Regions from separate parts of the Homo sapiens genome. Here regions 1 and 3 are each linked to region 2. Evidence: read pairs that join two places in POLR2A ChIA-PET (ENCODE). Cell type or tissue: GM12878. All regions are shown on one strand.

Region 1 (4,000 bases), 260 kb after region 2:
TGCTGGTAGATGCTGCCAACCACTGGCGAGGTGAGCATTGTAGGTGCCTTGTTGCTGGCAAAGCTGCTGTGCTGCAGGAGACAGCAGACCAGAACTAAGAAACCAAACCTCTCCTCTTGCACCTTCTATTTACAAAATGTCAGTGCTAGCTGGCGAAGGAAAAAAACCTATAAAGGGCCTAAGTCCATTTTTTTTCACAGAGCAATCCAAAAGGGTAAAATTGGAGCTAGAGGAAATAAGTCAGTCATCCGCACAGATCATCCCAACCCTTTGACTACTCACCTTCCATATGTACTCTTCTGCACGCATTTGTCCGGTACAATGGCAACGCAACTCTGTATTTCTGCTTAACAAGATACAGCTTTCTTTCTTGCAAGTGAAGAAGTGTTCATCCTCTCTCTAAACTGAGGAGATGAACAGCCCCAAGGGTCATTGTATTCATCACTGGCTATATAATCACCCCAGAAATTCAGTCACAGTTTGTTACCTAAAGACTGAATTATAAAACCTAACATGTAATAACTTGTGAATAAGGTAAAAACAGGAAAAAAAATGCTTGGCCTATACAAATTAACACATCCATATGAGAAACAATAGAAAATATGCAAATCTACTACCATTGTTATTTCTGTAATTGCTCGTAAGCCATCATTGGTATCTGTGCCTTCCTCCCTTCACTGCCTATTCTGTACTTAACTCACTTTCAGGTTGAACCTCAGCTGCTCTTGGTTCTTTAGCTGGTGGAGTTAAGTAACCCAAACCTTCATTCACAAAGGATCTGAGCCCCCAGTTGTCCTTGCCTTTTATGGTTGCCATTGTTTTTCATTGGCCTTCACTACTGGGTATGGAAATACTAAGAAGCATCCCAGAGAATCCCCTGGGTTCCCGACAGTCTTCACTGCCTTCATTTCGTAATCACATCAGTTACCCCAGCCAGTAGACTAGTTTTGTTTGTTTGTTTGTTTGTTTGCCTGCTAGTTCATACCTCAAGGAGTGCAAAATGTCCCTGTAGCAGTCTTCATCTTCCAGGGCAGTGGAGCCATTGTTGCGGTTTTTGTTGGAAGCGTTTTCTCTCTCAAGGACTAAATTCTCTAAATCAGCAGTTGTCAGAACAGAAAGTGAGTGTTCTGTAAGTGGCTCATTAGGTATAATTGTGAGAGAAGCCGCTCGCACTTTCACCTTTTGATTCTCACAACTTACAAATTCTAGTAATTGGAGAGACACATACCGCATCCTCCTACGACAGATGCCCACCTTTTTAGGATGTTGTCTCCCAACTTGCTTTGTAACTGATTCTTTAGTAAGCCTATTAATTTGGTTAGCTACTTTCAGGCAATGGCATATATGGTAAGACCAGTTAATTCCATGGGCATGAACACAGTCCTGTATTTCCTCTGCTGTGACATGAGCTCCTCAGTAAGACATGATGGCTGTGAAGAGTGCCGATAGTGGAGAAGGCATCCTGTGAGGCTGTGGATAACAGAAGCTTTACAGGCAACAAAAATCTGTGTCCAGAATGTGAACCTTTTCCTGTTAGGACAAGTTTCTGCCTCCTTCATGGCTCACTGAATGGCACGGAAGTTGCTATGATGTCGTGCTGGTGGAACCTGTGGGAAATCTGCCCTCTAGAGTCCTGGGAAAAGGCATTCATGGAGAGGTATCTCACCGGAGACACTGCAGCACAACTGTGATGTAAGAGGGAGGGGAATGCTGGGAGAAGCTCCCACAGAGTGCTGCTGACCCACCAGGCAATGGAGAAGCTGCAAGGGCTGCCCATGCCTACCAAGTCCACATGCTGGCCCAGGAAGCAACACCCTTCCTCTTGCCCTGTCTCTCGAGCTCCCTCTTCTGACAAAGCCTCAGTACCAGCTGGCTAAGGAAAAAATGTAAAGAGTCCAGATATATTTTCATAGAGCAGTCAAAAAGGGTGAATTTGGAGCTGAGAGACAATAAATCAATAAATGGTCATTATTTGAGTTAAGAAATACAGGAATAGCAGGCTTGATAGATACTGCGTTTGAAGGTGCTCTGAAAACCACCTGGTCCAGTAAACAGTCGAAAATCTGGATGTGAAGCTCAGAATAGATGGGGCTGGTGATATGAAGTGTAATTAATTAGATGTGGATGATAGTGTAAGCTATAGGAATAGTTTGACTAGAGAGAGTTGGAGGATAATGGACCGAAGACAGTCCTGGGGAATAATGGCATTTAGGGGAGTGATCCTAAGCAGAAGTGGGACAAGTTAGAGTAGAATAATTTTTCAGACGCCAAGTGAGTACAGAGTTTTGAAAAGAAAAAACTGATTGTCAGGGAATGGATTTGACAGTGGGGCTCAGGGGTAGTCATTGGTAACTAATGGACCTTACTGGAGGACTGGTGGACTGAGGGGAGATTGCCACATTTGAGTTTCTTTTTAAAGGGATGCAGAAGTGTTGGAGAATGGTTTGTGGAAAAAATGTAACATGCTACTCTCTTTTTTTTTTTTTTTTTTGAGTTGGAGTCTCACTGAGGCTGGAGTGCAGTGGCGCAATCTCGGCTCACTGCAACCTCTGCCTCCCAGGTTCAAGCGATTCTCCTGCCTCCACGCCCAGCTAATTTTTTGTATTTTTAGTAGAGACAGGGTTTCACCGTGTTGGCCAAACTGGTCGCAAACTCCTGCCTGCCTCGGCCTCCCAAAGCGCTGAGATTACAAGTGTTAGCCACCGTGCTCAGCTGCTACTACTCTTTCAAAAGGTATTTGCATAGGCAAAAATAATGTGAATTATCAAGAAGGAACAGCTTGGAGAGAGAGTTAGGAGAACTGGTTGGAATTGGTTACAGGATTAGATGAAGAGAGTGGGGGAAAGAGTTCACAATGGCTAGCTTAGTTGTTATCAGTGAATTATGACATCTTAACAGGGAGAGAGAACAGAGGAGGGAGCTGTGGTAAGGATTATTGACATTCAAGAGAGGGCTCTTAAACAACTGTGAAAGGTGGATTTTTTAAATACCAGATTCATGACTGGAACAGTACTTCTTAGCTACTTTAAGAATTGTTTTCCTTTTCCACTTACCTGGAATGAGAGTAGTAAAGGTAAGTATTATGGTGGTGGCAGACATCTCAAAGAACAGCAGTTGCAAAGAAATGATGGATGAGATTTGAGGATTGAGAAAACGTCAAGAATGAGGAATAGGGAGATGAAAACCTGTGTTAACAGTGACAATGAGGCCGGGCACAGTGGCTCATGACTGTGATCCCAGCACTTCAGGAGGCCGAGGTGGACAGATGACTTGAGGTCAGGAGTTGGAGACCGCTTGGGCAACATGGTGAAGCCTTGTCTCTACAAAAAAATGCAAAAATTAGCTGGGGGTGGTGGTACATACCTCTGGGCCCAGCTACTCAGGAAGCTGAGGTGAGAGGATTGCTTGGGCCGGGGAGGCACAGGCTGCAGTGAGCCAAGATTGTGCCACTACGCTCCAGCCTGGGCAGCAGAGCCAGACACTGTCTCAAAAAAAAGTGACAATGGGACATCGAAATGGATGTGCTTTAGCAGGCAGGTAAAAATGTGGGACTGAGCTCAGTTGTGAAGTCTAAGCAACATGTTTATATTTGGGCATCACTTGAATGGGAGTGACTGCTGATACCCTGATAGTGAATGAAGTCTAAGGAAAGCAAGTTTACAGAGAGAGTCAAAAGACTGAGACCCTGAGTCTACTTTGTCAGCCGCAGAGTATCCCAGCATTGAAGAAGCACCCGAGGTGAGCTCAGCATGGGTAGAGGAAGAGAAACCAGAATGGACAGATGGTGAGGAGGGGTGGTAGAGAGCATTGTCCACTTTTAAAAGATTTGTTGAAATAGAGCAGTAGCTTTTGGGCCGGAGCTGGCTATATCCAGCAAAGATTTTGCAGGAAAAAAGTTTCCAGGAGAGAAGATCATTTTTTATTGCAGAGCAGTCAGAATGAGGAGAGGAGCAGACAGAGCAAAGCCTAAGAGAGGGGAAGATGTTACCCTGTCTGGTGT
Region 2 (4,000 bases):
TGCATTATAAATTTTCCTCTAAACTCAACTATGATACCGTCACCTTTGATGGGCTCCACATCTCCCTCTGCGACTTAAAGAAGCAGATTATGGGGAGAGAGAAGCTGAAAGCTGCCGACTGCGACCTGCAGATCACCAATGCGCAGACGAAAGAAGGTAAGGGCCGCTTGGTCTTAAGATATTTGGTGGCTGGAGAGAGATACTAGCTAGAAGGTGCCTGGCAGGAAGCTAACCGCCATTATGTCTCTAGTGGGGACTGTTCGTTCTAGTACTTTGGATACAACTTTCATTGATAGCCAAGGTTTGCAGCAGTTGGCCTTGGAGTTTCACTGGTTTATTTTATTTCTGCATACTTGGGTCATCTGTAACAGGCTAACCCAAAACGTGGAAGCCTGATTATTCTTCTCGCTGTTTTTTAAAATGAGGGAGGGAGGAGAGGGGGATAGCTATCTAGACTCTTTGAGTGCTTGTCTTAGGGCGTTTTCTAACTTATTTTCCATCAGGAGGGCAGGAGAGCCTGTGCAAAGCTTGTTTGTTCAATCAGCAAAAAAAAAAACAAAAAAAAAACCAAAAAAACAATTTTCTAACCTAACAACATTGTGGAGTTTGATGGCAAATTTTATGTCCTGCCTTCCTCCCTCCTCGCATTTATTTATTTGGAGTTGCTTGCCTGTGTTGTGGATAAGGGATCTGAACTTTAATATTTTTGAGGATTTAATCAGTATTGGAATTGTTTTTGGATCTTGAAATGTTCTGATGTCACCGCTCTTGTCTTGTGTGTCAATTCCAGAATTAGTAATACGGCAATTAAGTAGTTAAACTGTTAGTTCATCACATTACTCTTAAGCTTTATCAATTCGGTGAAGATCAAAAGTACTGATTTTTTTTAAAGTAGTAGTTGCTAGATTTTACGTGACTGTTGATACTAAGGTACTGAAAAATAGGCTGCTACCATAGAGTACAAATAAGCCACTGATAAGAATCGTTAGATTCTTTCTCCTTTTCAAAAGTATTTTGATAATATTGGGAACTTAACAGTAGATAAATGTGACAAGCAGTCTTTCCTGACTCTGAACTTGTTTTGGTTTCTTTTTCTCAGATCAGTAATGCTGATGTGTATTTTTTAGCAGTTCGGTGTTCTAAAAGTTACTGATGGAATGAGAAGAAGTGAAGTTACAATTAGGTTAGGGTATTTTTTTAGTCACTAAATTTTTATCACACTTAAGGTGTGACATGGATTCTTTTAGTTGAAATGGGAGGTCCCCCACCTCCAGCCTGTAGTTTAGGTAGAGTAAATCTTGTCATGTAGAAGACCAGTTTTCCATTTACAATGCAGACCTAAGTATAATTGTATTAGGTTAAGGAACAGCAGTGCTGGCATATCATGACTCAAAAATATTAAGGAAGAATTTATTTGCTCAAATGATATTATGTGAAAATACTGTCTGCTTCCCCACCTTTTAAAAACAAGTGTCATACCCTTTGATAATTGGAGCTATGTGTAATCCTCTGCCTAAGGAGAGGAAAAACTGGTGGTGGTCATGAACAGTTGAGAAATAGCTTTATTTAAGTGCCTCACAAGCATCCCTTAACTACAACAGTCACATTTCACAGAACAGATGGGTTTATAAGAAGTTTGGGCCATCTTGACATATTGAGTATTTATGAATGAGAGGAGAGACAATATGAATGGAATTAAAGGATATTAAGGCAATTTTAATCGTCATATATTCAGGTTTCATATTTTACTGGAGTATTACACAATCGAATCATTAGGGCTAGGCGTTATCCATCTTTTCGACCCAACAATTGAATGCAGCTTTTTTTTTTTTTTTCCCCTGAAACAGAGTCTCACTCTGTCACCCAGGCTGGAGTGCAGTGGCACCATCTTAGCTCACTGCAACCTCCGCCTCCCTGGTTTGAGCGATTCTCATGCCTCAGCCTCCCAAGTAGCTGGGACTACAGGCATGCGCCACTACACCCAGCTAATTTTTTTTTGTATTTTTAGTAGAGATGGGGTTTTGTCTTGCTGGCCAGGCTGGTCTCGAACTCTTGGCCTCAAGTGATCCACCCACCTGGGTCTCCCAAAGGGCTGGGATTACAGGCATGTGAATGCAACTTTAGACTGGGTAAGTTATAGTTAAAAGAATCCTGTCCGGAAATTTAAGAGTTTTGTGACTTTGTGTAACCAATTTTTTTTTCCTAGCCCAGGAAATAAATGATACGTAATTCAAACCCAGAAAGCCAGGAATGTGTTTTTGCCCAGCACATTTTCTTTTTTATATTTATGTGAACTGCCCTTTATTGGAGAAAGCTTTGATGTTCGGTTTGTTAAGAAAAGGGAGCTTTGAGGGAGAAAATGTGTATTTTATGCAGTCCTCAAATTAAGAGAGAAAGAGATATTGATGGTAGCTACTTAACTAGTTTTATGGGAAATAGTATCCAATGTCACAAGGCAGTTGAGTAGAATGCCATTTGGTTTTAGCACCGATATTCAACATATTTACTAAAGAAAACTATGGTAATCTTTTTATCACAGTTAAGGTCCAGTTTCTTAATTTCATTCTTATAATTTTAAAATCCCTAATCTACCATGTTTCTGTAAAACATTTCCTTACAGTTTTGGAATTATGTGCATGTTTAGGTCCCTTAAATCTTTTTTTTTTTTTTTTTTGGAGACACATCCTCACAGGCTAGAGTATAATGGCACAATTTTGGCTCATTGCAGCTTCAACCTACCAGGCCCAGGTGATCCTCCCACCTCAGCCTCCCAAGTAGCTGGACTACAGCCACACACCACCATGCCTGGCTAATTTATTGTAATTTTTTTTTATTTTATTTTGGTAGAGATGGGGATTTTGCCATGTTGCCCAGGCTGGTCTCCTGAGCCCAAGTGTTCTCCTGCCTTGGCCTCCCAAGGCCATCCCAAAGTGCTGGGATTATAGGCTTGAGCCACTGTGCCTGGCATAGGACCCTTAAATCTTGATAAGACTGAAACGCTTGGGTCAGAATTCCATGGATTTTAGACAAGAATCCTGCTTGTTTCTAGACTGTATTTCAAAATGAATATCAAGTAATCTTTGTTATATATGAGAAACTTTTCTGCACACCGACCCCTAAAAAACAAAACATCCTTCGTTCTGAAATTAAAGTGTGAGAGGTTTGGAAGCTGAATATGAAGTGTTTATAAATGACCCTTGTCACCTTTCTTACTCTCCATTTCTCGGATTCATTCTGTTTTTCATTTCATCCATGCCTTTCATGTCTGGGGTCAAAAAAACTGGCAAGCAGAAAGGGTCTTTTGAAGCCAACAGACTACTTGTTAAGGAGGTATTTTAAATGAAATACCCCCAAAGTGTCTTTATTACCCCTAGAAAGATACTTTGAGGGGTAAGAAATCATTGTAATTCAGGTATTTAAAAAGTCAGTTAGAACATCTGTTTTGAAGGGCATTGAGGCACCTTTTAGTTTGACACAGTACGGTGCTAATCAAATTAATAAGCTGTCTTGGAAAGCTCTTGTGAGTGCATTGAGTTGTTACATATTCAGAAACTTCCTGTCAGGTGTTTGACACAAAGTTTTATTTCTAGAATTAACTTTTAAAAAAATCTAGTCACCCCATGCTCTCAGTTTTTCTGACTCAAAGCTTCCTCGGAATTTGGGGCTATCATGAACTGTCCAAGATAAAGATTATAGTCCTACATTGGCATGCCTAAATCTAGGAAATTGCCTACCTCTAATTGAATGCCTGTGAGATAGTGCCTTCTACTTGAAGTATATAGAAAATAACCCTTGCCTGAACAATTTCATTTCTAACAATACTATTAGCATTATGACTAAAAATAATTAATATACATTAAAAGCCGAATATGCCTACATATGTGGTAAGCGTAATAATCGGAAGAACAGAGATAGTCACTTTGTGCAGAGTAACTTTAAGTGAAGCAAGTAAACTTAATGACAATAAAAAGGCCTGGTTGTGTGATTAAAGGAGATGGAT
Region 3 (4,000 bases), 84 kb before region 2:
TTATTTCTACCTTGTTATTAAACATTTATTCAAAAATTCATTTTATTACATTGGATAGGTGTACCATAATGTATTTTTTTCACTTCTTTTTTTTTTTTTTTAAGACATGGTCTTACTCTCTTACCCAGGCTGGAGTAAAGTGGTGTTATCACAGCTTACTGCTGCAGCCTTGGCCTCCTGAGGTCAAGCAATCCACTCCTGCTTCAGCCTCCCAAAATGCTGGGATTACAGGTGTGAGGCACCATGCCTGGTCTTTTTTTTTTTTTTTTTTTACTTCTTATTGGGAATATTTCTTATTCCTTGCTCTTATGACAGCATGACTGATGAACAGTTATATATAATCTCTTATTATGTCCTTGTTTGTTTCCTCAGGATAGATTCCTAGAAGTGGAATTGCTGGACCAAAGGGTATAGGCTTTTTCCAGACTCTTGGTATATATTGCCAAATTGCTTTCCAGAAGGTTTTCCAAGTTTACACCTCCAATCAGGAAAGGGTGGATCTTACTTCAACTTCTTCAAAACTGAGTACTACGTGATTAGTTTTCCTTTATTCTTTTCTTTTGATTCATTTTTCTTTAATCTTTGCCTATTCAAAGATTAAAGGAATAAAATGTTTCTTGTTATTTGAATATGTGTTTATTTCAATACAAGCAAGATTAAACAATTTTATTATAATTACTATCTATTAGTGAGCACACCAAGAATTTATGTCTTTACTAATTTTTCATATTTAGATATTTCTGGAGATTTTCTTATTGAATTGCCAGATTACTTTTGATATTAAAGATTTTGTTTGTTTGTTTTTTGAGACAGGATGTCACTCTGTCACCCAGGCTGGAGTGCAGTAATGCAAACACAGCCCACGGAAACCTTTACCTCCTAGGCTCAAGCAGTTCTCCCACCTCAGCCTCCCGTGTAGCTGGCATCACAGACATGCACCATCACACCCAGCAAATTTTTTTATTTTTTGTAGAGGTGGGGTCTCACTTTGTTGCCCAAGCTGATCTTGCGGGCTAAAGCTATCCTCCCACCTCAGCTTCCCAAAGTGCTGGGATTACAGGCGTGAGCCACCACACATGGCCTTAAAGGCTTTTTTTCACAATGCTTTTTGTATTTTCATTTTGCTTAACACATTTGATTCACAGACATTTAAAGAATAATGTAGCAAAATCAATCATTTCCTCTAAAATTTCTTCTATTATTTTATGTTTAACGGGGTTCTCCTTGTTCCCTTACAATTTTACTAAACATGGTTTTGAATTTTATGGAGTAAAACCCAAGGGTATTCTCCTTCATGGAGTTTTTTTTTCCTGTTATGCTGAAAAAGGCTCTCATCCTCCCCAAGATCTGATAAAATAATCACTACACACATTTTCTCACATCTCTTTCATGTTTTCATTTTTTATGATTAGCTTTTCTTGGATAAATTAAAATTTATAACATTTTATTATAAAAATAGCATTTGTGACAAAAACATATGCATTAAATGATATTTAGGGAAATTTTAGTAAATAAAAAAGAAAAGAAATGGCATGTAAAATCTCAATAATGAGATTTTTTTTTTTTTTTTTTTAGATTCAAAGTCTCACTCTGTTGCCCAGGCTACTAGAATGCAGTGACATAATCATAGCTCACTGCAGCCTCAAACTCCTGGGCTCAAATTATTCTCCCACCTAGGACTACAGGTGCATGCCACCATGGCCTGCTATTTTGTTTTAAATTTTTTTGTAGAGACAGGGTCTCACTATGTTGCCCAAGCTGGTCTCAAACTCCTGGCCTCAAGCAATCCTCATGCCTCAGCCTCCTACAGTGCTGGGATTATAGGCATGAGCCACTGCACCTGGCCAGAGCACATATCACTTTAATGATTTTTTATAATACAGTAAACCTTTTGGGGCTCCCTAATTCCTTCAGGCATTCTTATCTTGGTACACTATACAAAGGCCTTCTCCTTTTTTTTTTTTTTTTTTTTTGAGATGAGTCCTCACTACATTGCCCAGGCTAGTCTTGAACTTCTGGCCTGAACGAATCCTCCTATCTCAGCCTCCCAAGTAGCTGGGATTGCAAGTGTGTGCCACTGCTCCCAGCTTACAAATCCTTTCTTAAATTTGTCTTCTTTCTTCTTTAACTGCACAAGGCACTTCTGCATCAGTTGTCGGAACTATTGCTGGAACAGACGTATAGGGACCTGATGCTCCTTGATACTTCAATTTTTTTAAAGATCCATTTTCTTTCTCCTAGTGCAAAGTTTCTCAACCTTGGTACTATGGACATATTGGCCCAGATAATTGTGGGGAGCTGTCGTGTGCACTGTAGGATGATGAGCAGTACCCCTGGACTCTACTCACTAGATTCCAGCAGCACACCCACCCCAAGTTGTAACAACCAAAAATATCTCCAAACATTACCTACTGCCTGTAGAGGAGGGGAAGGGAAGGGAAGAGGAGGGAGGGGTCAACCCCCCACTGAGAATCATCATCACACAGTGACAAACCCTCCACTCCATCCACAAGGATCTCAGCTGCCTGCATCACTCCTACTTAATTCTCTGAGACTCAGGTCAAGCCTTCCCTCTGCCTGAAATTGTTCCCTGACCTTCCCAAGTGAGCAAGCTGTATCACATCCCACAAAAGTGGGTGCAACCCTCTCTTTTTTCCTCTCTTATTGAACTGTCTTATAATCTTGAGTTTTGTCTGTTTCCCCCACTTGACCTTATGAACATCCCCCAAACACGGTACATAATAAGTGTTTGTAGAGTATATACAAAAGTCCTACAGCCTGTGTAGCCTATGGCAATCCCATATGAAATGTCATTTGTCTGTACATGGGAGATGGGACACAGAGAGTGAAACAGTGGAACTTTCTAGGTTCAATAGAGCAGGTACCTTGACCAGCATCAGGGCCACAAAATTATAACTACATATCTGCATTTTATCTCTGTGATGGCAACATCCTATGGGGATCTATAAATTGGATTTAGCCACCACCATCACCTCTTTCTAAAGCCAGGCCACCCTGTATTCACCCAGGTATTAGTCAGTGTTCTCTAGTGGGATAGAACTAATAGGATAGATGTACATATGAAGGGGAGTCTTTTAAGGAGTATTGATTCACATGATCACAATGTGAAGTCCCACAATGGGCCGTCTACAAGCTGAGGAGCCAGGAAGCCAGTCCGAGTCCCAGAGCTGAAGAACCTGGTGAACTTGATGTTCCAGCATGGGAGAAAGATGTAGGCTGAGAGGCTAAGCCAGTCTAGTCTTCTCACGTTCTTCTGCCTGCTTTTATTCTGGCCAAGCTGGCAGCTGATTAGATGGCACCCACCCAGCTTGAAGGTGGGTCTGCCTTTCCCAGTCCACTGACTCAAATGTGAATCCCCTTTGGGAACACCCTCACAGACACACCCAGGAACAATACTTTGCATCCATCAATCCAATCAAGTTGACCCTCAATATTAACTATCACAACCCAGTTGTAGGCATAAGAGCTGGACAATAAGATCACGAGACTTTCCCTCCACCTTGTGTGATAAGAAAGAAGTTGCCTGCCAATCAACAAGTGGAAAAAAACCCCAGGCAATAACTCCTTACAGACATGGCTTGCAAGACCACACCTTGGTTTAACAGGGCAATGAAACTGCCTTGCTACAAGCCTGATACAATGGCATTCCATGAAATCAGATGTTATCAAAGATCCATGGAACCCATGAACATACTTTCCTAGGTCTGGTGCAAACAGTGGCCCTGGGCATCACACCAGATTTGGGCTTCTGGGAAGATGACATTGATGCTTTGGGGGAGGCAAGTGAGGCCTACCGGTCTTCTTGTTTGAAGATTCCATCCTGGTACCACCCATGTCAAACGAGTAACTACCATGCCCCAAAACAACCAGACAGCCTGCTACATACTGGACGCCATGCTTAAGTTCCAGTACAATAAGAAACATTTCCTTGCCAAGCCAATAAAAATACCTTTTTCTCCCTCTGCTATTATCAGAAATC

What was found. Peaks named below come from ENCODE experiments on the same cell type or tissue, not always from the same donor. Only the 100,000 strongest peaks of a DNase experiment are listed, where the experiment ranks them.
Region 1: POLR2A ChIA-PET joins it to region 2 with 9 read pairs; 8 of 35 experiments call an interaction of 5 or more read pairs at or near these places.
Region 3: POLR2A ChIA-PET joins it to region 2 with 6 read pairs; 2 of 35 experiments call an interaction of 5 or more read pairs at or near these places.

The regions. Positions count from the first base shown.
Region 1 is chr16:24,799,061-24,803,060 of GRCh38, forward strand. The region is part of intron 11 of TNRC6A (trinucleotide repeat containing adaptor 6A); the gene reads left to right. Among named protein-coding and RNA genes, the nearest start is that of SLC5A11, 45 kb to the right of the region's middle. In GM12878, no CTCF peak of the experiment used is centred here; no DNase peak of the experiment used is centred here.
Region 2 is chr16:24,540,637-24,544,636 of GRCh38, forward strand. RBBP6 (RB binding protein 6, ubiquitin ligase) reads left to right here. Exons shown (of 18, transcript NM_006910.5): 1 at 1-156. Among named protein-coding and RNA genes, the nearest start is that of RBBP6, 3.1 kb to the left of the region's middle. RefSeq lists an enhancer at 1-580. In GM12878, no CTCF peak of the experiment used is centred here; no DNase peak of the experiment used is centred here; H3K4me3 peaks cover 3,776 bases; H3K27ac peaks cover 1,921 bases.
Region 3 is chr16:24,457,086-24,461,085 of GRCh38, forward strand. No RefSeq gene overlaps it. Among named protein-coding and RNA genes, the nearest start is that of RBBP6, 80 kb to the right of the region's middle. In GM12878, no CTCF peak of the experiment used is centred here; no DNase peak of the experiment used is centred here.